2 separate regions of the Homo sapiens genome follow, and region 1 is linked to region 2. The links are chromatin contacts, found by Hi-C or POLR2A ChIA-PET in ENCODE. All regions are on one chromosome and are shown on one strand. The core of a region is the stretch at or near the end of the contact, and the rest is flanking DNA. Distances in the headings are between cores, read along the strand shown. Region 1 overlaps CYYR1-AS1 (CYYR1 antisense RNA 1). Region 2 holds the start of CYYR1-AS1 (CYYR1 antisense RNA 1).

Region 1 (3,326 bases), core at 310-2,809, 43 kb after region 2:
GATGACAATTAATAAGAATAGGATGGGTCTTTTGACATAATCCTTAGAAAAAAATATATCTTTGGACCTTTTACTCAGGTGTCTGCTCATGCAGACACCGTTTTTCTTTTTAAAATTCACTATTCCTTAAAATACACCCTGAAAAAATACCTAGTTTCCAATAGCTATTTCTAATGAATACTAAATACTAGAATACTGAATTCTAGGACATTAAAACATTTCCTCTCAAGAAGCATTTGAGCCTTCCTCTTTTTAGTATAGATGGAAGCTTCTCTCTAATGGTGCCACATTGCACATTTGCAAACCTATGTTTCAGCAATGTCACATCTGTGATTGTTGGTACACACACCACACACACACACACATTCAAATCGCTGAAGTGGATTCAAAGAACCAATGGCCTTTAGGTCAAGGTTTCTAAAGCATCTTGTCCCAGGAATTTTAAGCATCTTGTCTCAGGAATTTTACATGTGAAAAAATTTACTCATCTCACACGTTCATGTTAGCAGTCTAATCTTCTAAGACCTCTGCAGGAAATAACTTACTACTATGTTTTGTGAACGTGAAGACTTTCTGAAAGAATCCATGCATGGCATTTTTGACTTTGCAAATAGAACATAATTCTTCAATGGCATGTCTGAACTAATCTGAGGATGTTAGCCTGAGGTTTCCTGTGTTTTATCAAGAGCAAAAAGAATATAGTTCACATTATGACAAGCATAGATATTAGCAGTGTCCAAGTTATTTTTGTGTTGTGTCCTCTTGGATTAGAATATTTATTCTGGTCATTGAAATATCAATAAATTCAGTCAAGAAAAATAATTAGAAGAATTTATTGTAACTGTATATATAATGCTTAAGGCAGTGTTTGTCAGCTTGACCCTATTGACATTTTGGGCCAGATTATTTTTTATTGTGGGAGCTGTCGGATCTTTAGCAGGATTCTCATGTCTACCGGCTAGACGCTGATATTTTCTCCCCAAGTTGAGACAACCAGAAATGCCCCCTGGACATCGCCAAACATCCTTTGGAAAGCAAAACACACACATTTTAGAATCACTAGCTTAAAGGAATATACACTGAGAAACATTGACTTAAGGCATGCTTTCTAGTCTCAGTATCAGCTGCAAAAATCGATGACGTACCCTGGGAATGAGGGGCTGTACCCCTGTTGAAATATGAGAATAATTTCTTACCATTTACCAGTTAGGTGCTATACTCAGTCCTCCAGATTCTTCTCCTACTCTACCCTGGCTCCTCCCCAGGGACCATTTTCCACCTCCCAACTATGCAGAAACTCCAGGACTAAGTCTGACGTGGCAAGGGGCCTCCAGAGTCTGTTAAACTTTCTATTACATTTTATCGTCTTACTCTGTATTAATTTTATTATTTATATTAACTCATTTTACTATCACCTTTTCAGACAAGCTAGAAGAACCTGTATTTATTGTGCCTCTCTATTCACAGTGGAGTCCTTGAGCAGAAAGTCAGATTACTCCCTTTTAGTTTGTTGTCTTTAATAGACAAATGAGAGTTGTTTCCCTGTTCCACACATCATCCCTCTTCTAAAATGACTGAGCATTCCTTACCACTGAACACATGTTGAAACATATCTGGCTTGCGTTTCCTTTTTAGAAGGGCTTGTTGTGAGAATCAATGGAAAAGTACCCAGAGAGAAATTGCTACACAAACTTACAATGTAAAAATAGCTCCAGCGGAGAGGATAACAAAAGCTTTGTCAAATTGCACATAATAGAGTCAATGATAGGCAGACGGTGCTTGGAACTGGTCCTCCTGATACTTCAGTCGTTCATTGGCAGGCTGCTCATGCTCCTTCACAGATTTAGAGATACTGAGGAATTTACTGCACAGTACCGTAGATCACAGCCTAAATCCTTATTTGTGGGGTTATGAGCATTTAAATATTTTCTTGTGGGTTCCGTGGATTTCACAGAATTCTGTTTTGTTTCAATCTGAAAAAAATCCTCCTCTGCTTATGCCTGTCATTAAGAATTACCAATTTTCTGAAACTCCCCCAATCAAGATTTCCCCTTAAAATACGTGAAAATAAATATTTTATATTAATTTACCTAGAGTAAATTAATGTCTTTTAAATAACTATTGATTTCTGATTATAAAATTTAATGGACTGTTTATTCAGAAAGCAATAAAAATTTCAAAACACACATAATAGTACCCTTTCATCCAACAACCCAGAGATAAAAGTATTCTGGATTTTATATATAGATGGAATTGCTGTTAAACGCAAAATGGGAGCACGCTATAAATCCTCTTTTTTTCTACTTAATATAAGTGGACATAAAGTAGTTTTGCGTGATTCACTTGTGGCAGCCGTATCGTATTTCACTGAATGCATGATCATTATGAGTTGATCCTTATGGATGCATGATTATGTTGATTTTGTCTTATGTCATATTTGACATAGCCGTTATGATTCTCATGCACACATCTTTGCATATTTGTACCATTATTTCTTGTAGACAATTTTCTCAAAGTGGGAGCATGGAATTAAAAGATTATGCACATCTTGCAATTTGGTGTATGTTACCAAGCTGCTCTCCAGGAAGAGCCGCCCAATTTACATTCTACTATGGCCTGAGTGCACCTGATCCTCATGTCTTCACTAGACACCTATATTTTAAAATAGATTTTCAATATATTAAGAAGGCTGTCAAAAGTTTTGAGGTCTTGAATTGATTTAGTTTGATTGTAGAAATTTGTGATTGTGTTTTCTGAAGCAATGATCATAAAATTAAATGTTTTTCCAGTAGAAATTGGTTTAACCCATTATAGAAAGTTGTCAGAGAGTCTGGATAAAGATGAGAGAGTGAATTATTTGTCTAGTTATTGACAAATAAGACGGTATCAATATGTCTTATGAGAATAGCATCAGCACTTTAACTGAACTGACTTTGGTATAAGTTTCTCCCATAGAAATTTGAATAAAGAGTGGGGATGGCGTTTAATGTATTGCATTATTTTTTATCACATTCAGCAACAAAGAAGAACCTTAGCCTGGCTTTGCCATGTTTCTTCTGATGGAGTTATTTTTGAATCCTTTTTCTCCATGTACTTTTTAGATGCCAGAGCCCAAGTGAAGCACAGTTTGGTCCTGAGTTTGATGTGAGATGGCATCCAAAAACTAGGCTGATAGCTTTCATTTAAGATATAGTGACTCCAGCCGGCATCTGGCCTTCTCCTCTGGTGGAGTGAGATCCAGCCTAGGCTAAATGACACACTAGACTTTTAACGTTTTTCTGTCCAAGGAAGCTTTTTCTGAGTAAATTGTAGCAAAAGACATATCA
Region 2 (2,884 bases), core at 59-2,558:
AGACAGTAGGGATGATGTGCCCCTCCTGAAGGAATTCAAAGTAAACACAAATTTAACATTGTGCAGGACAGGCCACAGGGACTATGAGCATGTTGGGTAGGCAGAACATTACCAGCTTGCAGGCCTTGCTGAAAGGCTCAAGACCTCAAGGCCTTGCCGAAAGAACCCTATTCTAAAATCTCTGACTTCTCCAACTCTCATCAGTTTTTCTCTCTCTTCTCCGACACCCTGAGAGTTGGGTATGAAGAAAGCAGCAAACATGTGCATTGTTCCTTAAGATGTACAATGCATGTTTACAACCCTTGCCTCGTTTAATTTTCATATCTGTAAGCTAGGTATAGTAGATCCAGTTTAAAGATGAGGAAACTGATCCTCAGAGACATAGGTGTTAGAACAACCTCACATCAATAAAGTGACCAACTTCATACAGTAATTAAGTAAAGAAATCAGGGTCTGAACTGAGTTTCCTGTGCTCTTTTTGCTAGACCACGATACCTAAACCTCCTGGGAGCAGGCAACTGAGCAAAAAGATGCTCTCCTATGCTCTCGGGTGTTTTATTTTCCTTCCCATCTAGACAATACCATCCTCAGTTAGAGACCACGTTATGTATTTCTCTGGCATCCTGCCTAGCTGGATCTAGTGGAATGCTGAGCACATAGCAGGCCCTCAGCAAGGAGTCACTGACTGATTGAAACTCATAAACCTTTCTCACAAGGAGACAGAGGGGAGAGGCTGTTTTAAAACAGAGGAACTTTTCTATCTTTGTTCCAGCATTGCAATACTAGAGGCTGTTGTTACTTTAATTCTTCAGGGTGCTCGGTATTAAAGCATTTTTCACACTTAGAAATGTTTATTTTCCTGTTATGGTTTCTGCATTGAAAAAGGTTGGGAAGTTCAAACTTCAGTTCCACGTACGTTTTTCTGAAGTTTCATGAATATTTAGAAAATGCATGTAGAACATGTGGCAGACACTGTGCTGTGTGGTCCATATCCCCCCTTTAAGGAAAGACTTGTTGTCCCAGCTGTTGTGAGTGTTGTTGGCACCAGCCTTCAGCCATCAGCTTCTCAGGCACTGCCTGAGCTACAGTGAGCTGCCTTGCCCAAGGGTGCACCCATTTCTGGAGTGGTCCAGATCCAGGGACTGCTCAGTGAAGATATAAAATCCTGGCCATCCTGGCCCAACTCAGGACAACACTGAAGGGGCAGGACTTCAGAGCTAGTCCTGGAGTTGGTTGAAGCTGTCGTTGAGTCAGCATCATGACTCAGCATTTTTCTGCTACATCCTGCTCCCTTTTTCTCCCTCCCTTAGGTGTCGAACCCAAGGGCTCTTCTCAGCAGAGTGTCTGCATGCCACACTCTGCTTTAGAGTCTGTTCCCTGGGGAACACAACCAGAGACTGAAATAATTGGTGGGCAGTGGGGAGCACAAAGGGCTGTTTTTGTTTCATGTGAAGACGATGAGCATGCTATGAACCCCGAAGAGCTGTTGTATAAGCAAGTAGAATGTGTTTGGCTGTGGTGTGGTAAAGCTGACTGTGTTACACAGAGAGTGGGTGGGTGTGTCTGTGGCTTTGCTCGGCGTTATTCATGCCTCTGCGCCCTTAGGGTGATAAATGGGTGGCTGCACAGGCTGGAGAAGGGCTCCTGAAGGACCCTCAGACATTCTCAGCATTTGCCCAGCGGCTGAATGTCTTTCCACGCCTTCTCCCCTTACAACTAAGTAGACAGCTTCCTTGCTTTTGTAATATTTGTGTAATCTTGATCATTTGCAATACGACGAATAGGGCAGATGTGCAACCTTACAGCTCTCATATTTTCTCCTAACATTGCTGGAAATTTCTGAACTTCTGATTGTGTTCATGACAAGACATTTTTCTTTCATTTTCACCTAAGTTCAAGCCTGGTTTATAAGGATTTTAGGTGGTCATTGGTTAACCCTGGGGATCCTTTATTCTTCCCTGGAACTAAGGTAGAGACCTTCCTCTAATGAGCATAGTTTTGGCTGTGATGTCCACAGGGGCAAGCAAGCACTCCATTTGCTGCTTTGAGTGTCCTGTCACTTAGATAAATTTCAGGGCAATCCTTGGCCCCAGGCCTTCCCCTGGAGTTTTCTTAGCAAGACTAATTTGATATATTACCTCCACAAATCCTATCAGCCCTACCCGGTTTAGGGCTGAGGGTGAAGATAGTTTATAGGGGCAATAACAACAGAAATGTCCTCTCTGAGACAGGCAAATAATTTCCTCTCTGCTCCAGTCCAGTACTATTTCCCTTAATCTTTTTAATGCCTGGGAAGCTCTTGCTTCCTTCCTCTGTCCTCAGAGCCAGTTTTCTCTCCTCAAGGTTAATACCCTGAAAAGCGAGCAAGCCTATTGTTTCTGCTTCTCTGGGCAGGCAGCACATTTTCTATAGTTTCATCTGTCTCTATATTAAAATGGCTTAGGGTTGAAACAAATGACTCATATTCACTGGTGGTCCAGGTTAAGTGAAGGCCCTAGGTTATCTCATCAAAGGGTTCTTTTTTTTTAAATTTTATTATTATTATACTTTAAGTTTTAGGGTACATGTGCACAATGTGCAGGTTTGTTACATACGTATACATGCACACGTATGTTTATTGCGGCACTATTCACAATAGCAAAGACTTGGAACCAACCCAAATGTCCAACAATGATAGACTGGATTAAGAAAATGTGGCACATATACACCATGAAATACTATGCAGCCATAAAAAAGGATGAGTTCATGTCCTTTGTAGGGACATGGATGAAGCTGGAAATCATCATTCTCAGCAAACTATCCCAAGGACGAAATACCAAACAAATTGTTCTTTAAGACAGAATCAAGCTGCTTATCCAAGCCTTACTGGCTTCTCTTCTCCCTG

Evidence for each region. A loop is a pair of places that touch in the nucleus more often than their neighbours do. ChIA-PET counts read pairs that join two places held with the same protein, here RNA polymerase II (POLR2A).
Region 1: a map of mammary epithelial cell shows a loop between it and region 2 (2.0-fold over the local background). The contact joins the enhancer-like site here to the promoter of CYYR1-AS1 in region 2. A Hi-C loop is called at or near these places in 3 of 168 maps with a recorded cell type or tissue (Right ventricle myocardium inferior, endothelial cell of hepatic sinusoid and mammary epithelial cell). POLR2A ChIA-PET finds 5 or more read pairs at or near these places in 3 of 52 experiments (MCF 10A, T-cell and activated T-cell).

The regions. Positions count from the first base shown.
Region 1 is chr21:26,447,677-26,451,002 of GRCh38, forward strand. All of the region lies in intron 1 of CYYR1-AS1 (CYYR1 antisense RNA 1), which reads left to right. Among named protein-coding and RNA genes, the nearest start is that of CYYR1-AS1, 43 kb to the left of the region's middle. Within about 2 kb of position 1,560, at least 4 of the 41 ENCODE cell types and tissues checked have a DNase peak (open chromatin) inside an H3K27ac peak, as active enhancers do; they include mammary epithelial cell, where a contact is called at or near this core.
Region 2 is chr21:26,404,635-26,407,518 of GRCh38, forward strand. It overlaps CYYR1-AS1 (CYYR1 antisense RNA 1), which reads left to right and starts at 1,309. Exons shown (of 4, transcript NR_135515.1): 1 at 1,309-1,494.